Linked DNA regions of Mus musculus: region 1 is linked to region 2. A link is a loop called in an ENCODE intact Hi-C map of the cell type or tissue named here. Cell type or tissue: heart. All regions are shown on one strand.

Region 1 (5,000 bases), 110 kb after region 2:
CCATCTGGCCAAGCACTGGTGGGGCACACCTTTAATCCCAGCGCTTGGGAGGCAGAGACAGGTGGATTTCTGAGTTCGAGGTCAGCCTGGTCTACAGAGTGAGTTCCAGGACAGCCAAGGCTACACAGAGAAACCCTGTCTCGAAAAAACAAGAACGATCCATCTGACAGGTTTGGGCTTCCTGTGTATGGTCGTGGGACTATTTCCAAGCTTTGAAGGTTCTTTGTTACCGACCCTATCCACGGCTCTGCTCTTTCCGGTTCTGGCTAGCATTCCACCATAGGGCTAAGTGGCAACCTTTACAAAGTTACTATTTGGGGCTGGCACACATGTGGAGGTCCGAGAACAACTTCCACTTTTACACAGTTTCCAGGGATGAGCTCAGGTCTCTAGGCTTCCAGGACAAGTGCCTTCACCTGAGGAAGGGCCTCACCTGTCACTGAGGAAGTGTCTTGCCCGTCCCGTGGTAACATTCGAATATTTAATTATGTACAATTATGCTTCAAGCCCTGACTCACGGTGCTGGTCCCTTTATGATCCTGCCGTTTCATCTCAGGTGCAGCTCAGCTCAGAAGAGGTCCTGTGGGGACAGAGAGGTAGCCCAGCAGTTAAGATCACATGTTGCTCTTGCAGAGGGTGAGGGTTCAGCTCCCAGCACCCATGCTAGCTCAAATCCACCTGTAACTCCAGTTCCAGGGGCTCCCACCAATCTTCTGACCCCTGCAGGTTCCTGCACGAACACGGTTTCTATACAAGCACTCAGGTGCACAGAGTCCTCCGTGTGCGCACTTCCTGTCCCACTGTTCAGCAGTCCCCACAGCAGAGGCAAATGAGAGGATTTCTAGTAGCACTCGATTTGAGGTTCGAGGTTGGCTCAGCCTTTCATCCTTCTCTGCTCCTTCTCCCTTGTCTTTTTCAAAATGCTCTTAAAGCAGGGGAAGCTCCCATGAAAGGAGAGAAAACGGGGATCAGAAAGGGTATGCGGGCACCCATCCGTGCACAACGCGAAGCTCCCTTCCAGGAGCTCCCCTTGACTGCCGGCCAGAGAAGCCAAGATCCAAAGCCTCCTGGGGGTGGGGGTGAGAGGCAGGAAATGGCCTCCCTGCACCCTTGCAGAGCAGAGGCACTGGTAAGTTAGGCTGAGGTCTGACCTCCAAGGAAACTTATGACCCATGGGAGACCAAAATGGGCACCACAGACCTCCTAGGTTCGGTGAACACTATCCTTAACCACGGTCTGAAAGAACTGGTCTCAACAGGACTTTTCTCACCTGCCCAAAGGCAAGAAAACCTGTGGAATGAGGGAAGGAGGCCTTGTGTGGGGTGCAGCACCCCGTGTGTGGGAAAGATTCTAGACCTGGTCACCATATAGGCTAAGGCCTTCACTACTCCCCTTTCACTTGGGCGCAGGCAGCAGATACCCACTCCCCCATGGCCAAGCAAGCGTCATTCCAAACATCTCCCTCCTTCACCCCAGACTGACCCTTCTGGCACCTCTCCATACCCACAGAGAAAAGTCAGATCCTGGTGGGGTCTGGGGAGATGGCTGGAGGAGACCTCTCATAGAGGTGAGATGTCCCTGGCTACCCGTCCTGGAAGCAAAGGAGCTGGGCCAGACTGTGGCTGGAATGAATGGGGTGCTTGTGCCTGACTGCCTGGGAACAGAGAATGAGCCCAGCAAGCCTCAGCAAGGCTCAGGGCAAAACTGGGTGGCTCAGTGGTGAGAGCACGGAGCCAGACTGCCCAGGGTTCAAGTCAAATTAAATGTGTTCGCTGTGCTAGCTATGTCACGTGGACTGTGCAATGGGCAAAATATGACACTCCCTCTGAATCTCTGCCCTAGTCACCACCCAGAACACACTTGAAACAGTGCCCAGTACACAGTAGGTGGCCAGGAAAGTCTGTGTTCCAAGCTTGGCATTATCTTGCAGCTAGGCCCTGCTATGTCGGGCATGGCAGCTCCTGCCCCAGCTGGCAGGGTATGGTGATGCAGGATAGGTACCTCGTCGCTCAGACAGGAACCTCTGACTCTTGAGGCCTGGCCTCCTGCCTGAGACAGAGGCAGAGCCAAGCAAAAAGCAAAAGCCACAGAGAGGCCCTGGGCTGACGCTTGGTTGGGCCACCCCATACTACTCAACTCCTGGAGGCCATTTATATCTTGTGACTTGCCCGGGCCGTGCGGAAGTCCTGGAAGCTGTCAGGATCCACCTTTGGGAGTATTTGCTCGCTTAAAGACCCAGAGGACAGCGCCAAAAGGAGAGAGGTTGAGGCCCAGGAGACTGGGTGCCAGGTCAGCCTGGGAGGTACAGGCTGCCCCAGGGTAGCCTCTTAGATCCTGTCCACAGAGCCCTTAACATGGTCTCCTCTCAGCCTCACCCTTTAGTTGCAACCAGCTCCAGGAAAGATGTGAAGCAGTCCAGCACTGGGGAGACAAACAGCAGGACACAGGCTGGGAGTCTTCCAATAAAGAAAGGGGATGTTGGAGGAACAGAAGAGAGAAGAGTGACGGGAGGGCACAAGCCACTGTGTGCACGTCCCACTACACAGGTGTTTGTGGGTGCACACTTACGAGGTGTGCTTGAGATGTGTGAGTGTGCACGCGCAGGTAGGTGCACAGGGTGTGTGGTGTGCAAAGGTACTGGGGTGAGGTGTAAGTGTGCAAACGGAGATATTCAAGTGTATGCACAGATGTATGCTCATGTGTGCAAATGTACATGTGTGGCAAACCAGAGGAGAGAGGGAGAAGAGAGAAGGGCAGAAGCCCCACCCCCACAAGCAGTTAGTCACCCAGCAACCAGTGCGGTCTGCTCTTCACAGGGACTCTGTGGGATCCACACACAGCCCCCAGGAGCCCACTGTGCATCACCATCCTTGGGGGTCAAGAGCCCTTCCACAGGAGAGTCCCTGAGACAGGCAGCTAGCTAGCCAATCCTGGCAGATCCACACACTCTACTAAGTTTAGGTGCAAGGTTGGGAGGAGGAGGAATCTCAGCAGGAGGGGCTATCCGCCTAGGTCAAGCCTGGAGTCCCACTCCCTGCTCTGTCCAGGGCAGCTACCTGGATCTCAACTTCCTTATCTGTAATGTTGGAGGTGAGGATGCTCAATTTAGTGTCACGTGACAATCACATTTGTCCTATTGCCCAGGCCTAGCCTGGGGCAGCTTTCCCCCTTCTTTCTACTCCGGATCCAAGACAAGCCAACCCTCACTCCCCTGCCCATCTCTGTGAAAATCTCCTGACACTGCAGACTCCCAACAAATAAACCCGCTCTCTCCTTTCCATCCCTGTCCTTCTCCCCACCTGGAGAACCTGGATCCTTCGATCCCACTCTTCTCTGATGGATTGTTCATCCTTTAGGAACACCCCCAGAGACATATTCTATCTTCCCCCAAGCCTGGAATTCAGAAGGAGGCACCTCTCTTGTGACTTACACAGGGCCCCGATATTTACCATTTCACTCTTCATTCTTGGCAGACTGGACGACCTGGCAATCCGCTAGCTTCCTTCCCTAGACTGTATTCCCTTGAGGGCAAGATCCTTTTATGCCCTGTGTCCAACCCAGGATATATATCCAGGAAATACATGAGAAAAGAACAAACCTTTCCAGCAAAGAACAAAACTCCACAGCAGGACTAGGGATGGACTAAGATGAAGGCTGCGGAGGAGGGGGCCTTCCCACATCCACACCTCTCACCCCCAACTCCCCCCACACACACACACCTTGTACTCTTTTCCCCTACAGACCCTGCTTTTACTCCGAGGCATCTGGAGGCTGGAGGCTCTGCCATCATCCGATGCTGGCTGGCTCATCAGCTGTTGCCATGGAGACCAGCCAGCAATCAGATCCATGCCCTCCTGCTGCTGGGCACAGTGGAGGTAAAGCCACAGAGAACCTTGACAAATGAGGGAAAGCTCATAGCTCCACACCCAGAGAAGCCTAGCACTGCTTACCTCCTCTTTCCTGCGGGAGGTGACCTCTGGAAGTCATTTCACCCCCCAAGGTCACTTCACTGGAATGCGGATGGGGCTGTCAACCCCTGCTGTTATATAGAGGTGAAATAAGCCCCTGAGGTGTGTGGGCCTGACACCACGTTTTGGCGGGCTATGACTTCTGATTTAGCTTTCTGAGAGGAGGTTGTGAGGGATGCCGTCTCTGACCCTTTATCCAGACCTATCACCCCCAACTCAGGTAGGGCTGCAGGAAGGAAGACAAAAAAATCTATTCATCACAACACTTAGGGATTCTGTGTGACACAGAAACAGAGACCTATAGGTATGCTGGTCACATGACCCCGACAGGCGGCATAATGTTGTTGCCACAATGGCTACCTCCTGCAATGAACTGATATGCTAAGACTTGCAACCCAGCTCCGGAAGATTTAGAATGCCTTTGCTGTTCCCGAACGGCCCCAGAGCCTCACTAGAGAAGGGGGTTGGGAGGGTGTATGGGCACATGGAAGCTCTCGCTTCGGGGATTGCTGGAACAGAAACAAGTCAGGATTCTTCAGCCAGCCCTGGGCAGGAAGGAACTCAGATCTCCAGATCTCGAGCTGGTCAGAGCTTCGGACCTCAGCATCTGAACCCAGGTTCTTATGTTTGCATGGCGAGTATCTGGCTGGTCAGCTCTTTACTCATGGGCACAGGTCTGTGGGGACTGGGCTCTAGGCGCTTGCAGGTCACAGAGCTGCCCCAGCCTGCGTGGACAGGAGAACTTTGTACCTGGATTTGGGGATAGGAGACTGCCAAGCCATCTGGCAAAAATGTGAATTTCTCCACCAGGAGGGATGAGGGTGGGAGGCAGGATTGGAAATAAGATAAGAATCTGTCACGACCTACGGAAGAGAAACTGAAAGGAAAATGCCCGTCTCAGGGTGGAACGACGCGTAAAGCATTCAAAGTGTGCTCTACCCAACCACCTCTGAGCTGCAAGCACAAGGTGACCCTGAACCACGTCTCTCTAATAAAAGGGAGCAGAGGGACCCCTGAGCAGCAAGGCAGGGG
Region 2 (5,000 bases):
ACATCTTTACAACAAGAGACCACACCTGCCCCAGACAACAGGAAGCCCCACAGGACAGCTGACCCATGATAGTCACTAAGAACCGTGGGAGCTGAGGCTACCCCCTTCCCCACCCCCCCACCCCCCCACCCCCCCACCCCCCACCCCCCACCCCCAGCATAGAAGCAGTCATCTCTTGGATGGATCTGGAGTCATGGAAAGTTTTTTACCTGCTTCCCCAGGGTGGCGCTGCTTGGCTCTGGGTTGGATGTATTGGGGCAGGTGGCTGAGCCTCACTTGTTTGGACTTTGGGGAGCAGAGACTAACAATGAACTGGTAACAACCAACCGCACAGTGCAAATGCAGCACACTGCCTAACATAAGACAGAGGGAACCACAACACATGGCTTGCGGAGCTGGGCGAGCACACACTGCTATTCCTTCATGAGAGGATAAACTGGGGTCCAAGAGAGTCTAAGCGGGCTCAACCCCCAGCACCACATGAACTGGGCATAAAGTAATTATGGCAGCACAGGTCTATATTCCCAGCACTGGAAAATAGAGGCAGGAGGAGCAGAAGTTATAGGCTGCTATCCTCGGCTACAATCAAGTTCAAGGCCAGCCTGGGATACATGATTAATCCTTGACACAGCAACAAATGGAATCCTAAGAAATACACAAGGCAGAGAGGAGGGAGGGACAGAGCAGGTGGGATAAACAGCAAGGACAAGGCAAGATGTCGGACATGAGCCCCACCCCAGAGACAGCCCATTAAACAGGAACAGTCAAAACCCTCCAGCTGAAAACCAGAGATCAGGAGCTGGGGAAGTGGCTCTTCAAGCTCGAGGACCAGGGTTCAGATCCCAGGTAGGGCATGATGGCCTGCCCAGAGATCCTGGAGCAAACCGCTAGGAGAGAATGTGGCATTGACCCTATGCACAGCTGTGCTCCAAGCTCCCTGAAAATGGAAGCTTTGCTCGGCTGAGCAACCCCAGGGCATTGGACAGCTGCTACCATGCTCCTAGAGAGGCTCTGTAATGTCCCTGGATTGACATCCCTATGTAAGTGTGCATATGTGCACGTGTTTCATTGCCCAGGGCTCAATACGAATGATATATGGGGATTTAGGTGGCAGTTGGAACAACTGAAGAAAATGGTTGTGATACCAAAGCAGTGAGGTCTGTGTGCATGCACACGTGTGTGTTTATGTATGCACATGCGTGCACACACATATGTTCACATGTGTGTTCACAGGTGTATGTTCATGTGTGTGTGTGAATGTGTGCACACATGTATGTTCGTATGTGTGTTCACAGGTGTATGCTCATGTATGTGTGTGTGAATGTGTGTACACGTGTGTTTATGTATGCACATGAGTGCACACCTGTATGTTCCCATGTGTGTTCATGGGTGTGTATGTGAATGTGTATGGCACTCAGAAGACAACCTTGGCTGTCATTCCTTGGGTGCTGTCACCTTGTTTGTTGCCCTGAAACCCAATGAGCAGGCTAGCTGGCTGGCCTGTCCCCAGGAGCCTCCCTGTCCCCATCTCCCCAGCCCTGGGAGTACAAGCAGGGGCCACCATATCTGGCTTGTATGTGTATTCTTCAGATTGAACTCAGGTCCCATGCTTGTCGGGCAACTGTTTTGCCATCTCCACAAGGCCAAGAAGTTTTCCTGAAGTGTAGAAGCAGCTAAGCTGCTGAGCTGTGGAGCTTCTGAGCCACACACACACACGAACACACATGGAAACATACATGTGTGCACACATATGCATACATAAACACATGTGTGCACACAGAGCCTGCTGAGTTAAAGCTCTGGCCAGCAACGTGCTTTAACAATGGTGACACCAGAGGGCAGGGAGTAGCTGAAGGTACTTGCCACCAAGCCTAATGACCTGGCTTTGACCCCCTAGAGAATTGACTCCCGTAGTTGTTCTCGGATGTCCACACATGTGCTATGGCACACTTGTGCCCCCCCCCAACATACAAATAAGTAAACATAAAAATAGCGTTTGAAATTTAGATGCTGGGGAGGTGGACAGTTTAGGGATTAAGAACACTTGCTGCTCTTACAGAGGACCCGAATTTGGTTCCTAGCACCCAAAAGGTAGCTTACAGCCAGTTCTATGGGATCTGATGTCCTTATCTGGTTTCCACAAGAAATAGGTTCACACCTGGTACACAGACATACATTCAGGCAAAGTACTCATACACATAAAATATATAAATCCTTTTAAAATTAATTAATCTTAAAAAAATATCAGTGATACCCCTTCCACCTGCACAAGTAGGAGCAGGCGCCCTGGCCACTGGGTCTACTGAGCAGTCAGGGAGGCCGGCCCAGTGCAAAGGAGGAGTTCCAGCTGTAATTTCTTCTTCCTCCCAGTTTCTCTGCGTTAATTACCTCCGGTGTGGCTTCTGACTTCTGCAGAGGAGCTGGGCTTTCCCCAGAATCCCCGAGAGAGGTGGGCCTGGTCTCTTGTTGCAGGAGGCACCTGATAAAATCCAGCAGTGGGGCCTCATTGTCCCGTTGTCCCGTTTGCCGATCTGGCAGGTGCAGAATCGCCCGGGGTGAGGCGACCTCCCAACAGCCAGCTTTGCCCATCTCCCACCCAAAACCCGGGGCGCGGCACGTGGCATCAGTCGCTTGGCACGGCCCACCTCTCTTGTTTGCCAGTTCCCTCCACCACCTCCCTTCTTCCTAATTAACTCCACGGCAGCAAGTCTGTGTTCCTCTGCCCGGGCAACGAGCCAGCATCCTGGCATGCGCCTGCCTGCGGGCTGGAGATGAGCGCCCCACACACAGCCTGGAGCCACCCCCAAACTTCAGCAGCAAGGACCCTCTCCAACCTCAGGTCTGGGTGGCAGGGGTGCCCCTGGCTGGCTGGGTGACAAGACAGGCCCGAGGCACTAGATTTTGTGTGTTAGTTAGGAAGCACTGAGAAATTGCTGTTTGGGTTCTGGCTCCTCCTCCTGCGAGGAAGGTGCTGGGGATTCTTCGATCATGGGCAGATCTGGCAGTGAGCCCAAGAGGAAGTGCTGGGGGGGGGGGCGGGGGGAGGTGCTGAGGGGGAGGAGTAGCTGAGGGGGAGGAGTAGCTGAGGGGGAGGAGCTGCGGAGGAGGAGGAGCTGGCGAGGTGGAAGAGCTGAGGAGAAGGGGAAGAAGGATTCGGATTCTCTTAGGCCTTGTACGAACTGTGATAGGCACCCACAGAGACTAAAGCTAGGAGCTAGGAGCGGGGAGAGCACCCGATGATCGTCCCCAGTCCTCTCCAGTCCTCCCACCTGCTCAGCCTCGGGTTGCCTCTCTATGCACTGAAGAAAGGCAGGCAGCTCTTCCCTGGACGCCCAAGCTGACATTGTAACCCTGAGATCTGGATAGCAGCCTGGGAATCTGCATGGCTCCCACCGCCTGGAACCTCTCAGCCAGCCAGTGGTCAGGTCACCAGACGGAGTCCCTTTCCACTTCCACCTCGGGGTATACATAGGTCAAAAGGCCCAGAGACAAGAGAGGGACAGATGTAGACAGCCATTTAGAATATAAAAGAAAATTAACAGGGTGTCCCAAGTCACCATGCATCTCTCAGTCAGGCAAAGGAGCTGTGAGGCAGAGGAAGACTCCTGGAGCCCCTCTTCTTTATTCCCCAGCCCGGAGAGAAGAGGGGGGGGGGCTCTAGTCGCACCTGGTCACCCCACCCCTCTCCTCTCCTGTCAGTCAGCATATCCATAGGGGAACTTAGCGCAAAGAAGGCCTTCTGATGTTTGTTTTTAAAAAAAGGAGGGAGGGATGGGAGGACGGAAGGGAGACTGACAGACGGACAGAGGACTGGAACGGGGAGGGAAGAGGGAAAGAGATGAGAAGGAAGGAGAAGGGGAGGGGGTGGGAGGAGAATAAGACAGAAAGGGTGAAGGAGGAGAAAGAGAAGCAGGAATAGAGGAATTAGGAAGGGAAGAAAGAGGCAAAAGAGAAGAGAAAGAAGAAAGATTAGAGGGAGGGAGGGAAGCTGGAAGGAATCATTTTATTTTATTTTATTTTATTTTATTTTATTTTATTTTATTTTATTTTATTTTTTTAGACACTCAGAAGGAACAGTAAAAACCCTGAGCTGAAAGCTTGTCCCATCTCTCCGGTAGCTCCTGTCAACCTCCCTCCAGGCTTCTCGCTCCAGTACAGTGAGGGCAGGCCCTGGCGCAGGTACATGAGCTCCAAGCTCTGCCATGCTGGGATCTGCCTCCCAGACGCCAGCGTCATCCCGTGCACTGCAGCTCAGCCTCCTTCCCGGCTTCCCACAGAAGAGGAGCTGGCTGGCTGAGCATCCAGCACTGCCTCGTGCAGGCAAGACTCATCCGTAATGACAGGAAAGGATGTCTGCCCATGCTGGAAGCCACCTGGGACCCCAGAGCTTGCCGCACACTCTGTCATAAAATATCTTGTCACCCCGGCAAGTATCATCTCTGACAAAATATTTCTGGATACAAAAACAAGAGGCCTATTGATTTTTTTTTCACGAGGTCACACCACCTTGTGGGTGGCCCTGTGTAGCTCAGTTGTCATGGATTCTGTCCCTGAATGCCCACTGGGACCAGGGTGGCTGCTGACCCAGCGAGCCCCCATCCTAGTGATGGTTGCTCTGGAGCTAGCACCAGCATGGATATCCTTGTTTCTTTTGTGTTGCTGTGATAAAATACCCTAAATAAAAGCTTCTTGGTGGTAGGGGAGGGTGGGGGGGGGGGAGGAAGTGCTTATTTTAGCACTTAATTCCAGGTTTCGATGCACCACTCTGGGGAAGTCACAGTAGAGGCACTTTAAGACAGATGGTCTCCGGTTGCATCCACAGGCAAGAGCAGAGGAAAACAAATGCGCGATTGATTATGCTTAGACTCCTCTCTGCTCTTACACAGTCAAGGACCCACTGCCTAGGGAATGGGGTCATCCACAGTGGGCTGTGTCCTCCCACACCAATTAAGACAGTCTCCCAGAGACAATCACAGGCCCATCTGATCTAGACCATCCCT

The links. A loop is a pair of places that touch in the nucleus more often than their neighbours do. Peaks named below come from ENCODE experiments on the same cell type or tissue, not always from the same donor. Only the 100,000 strongest peaks of a DNase experiment are listed, where the experiment ranks them.
Region 1: it touches region 2 in a loop (1.8-fold over the local background); 3 of 42 quality-filtered maps call a loop at or near these places.

What each region holds. Positions count from the first base shown.
Region 1 is chr11:117,594,444-117,599,443 of GRCm38, forward strand. It overlaps a transcript of Gm35170 not described here. Among named protein-coding and RNA genes, the nearest start is that of 2900041M22Rik, 14 kb to the right of the region's middle. In heart, CTCF peaks have their summits at 1,948 and 4,790; DNase peaks (open chromatin) are centred at 1,520, 2,008, 4,378 and 4,808; H3K4me3 peaks cover 993 bases; H3K27ac peaks cover 354 bases; H3K27me3 peaks cover 4,446 bases.
Region 2 is chr11:117,480,091-117,485,090 of GRCm38, forward strand. It overlaps Gm34418 (a long non-coding RNA gene), which reads right to left and starts at 2,962. Exons shown (of 2, transcript XR_389180.4): 1 at 2,389-2,962. It overlaps Gm11733 (predicted gene 11733), which reads left to right and starts at 4,278. Exons shown (of 3, transcript NR_130966.1): 1 at 4,278-4,426. In heart, no CTCF peak of the experiment used is centred here; a DNase peak (open chromatin) is centred at 2,731; H3K4me3 peaks cover 1,174 bases; H3K27ac peaks cover 1,493 bases; H3K27me3 peaks cover 719 bases.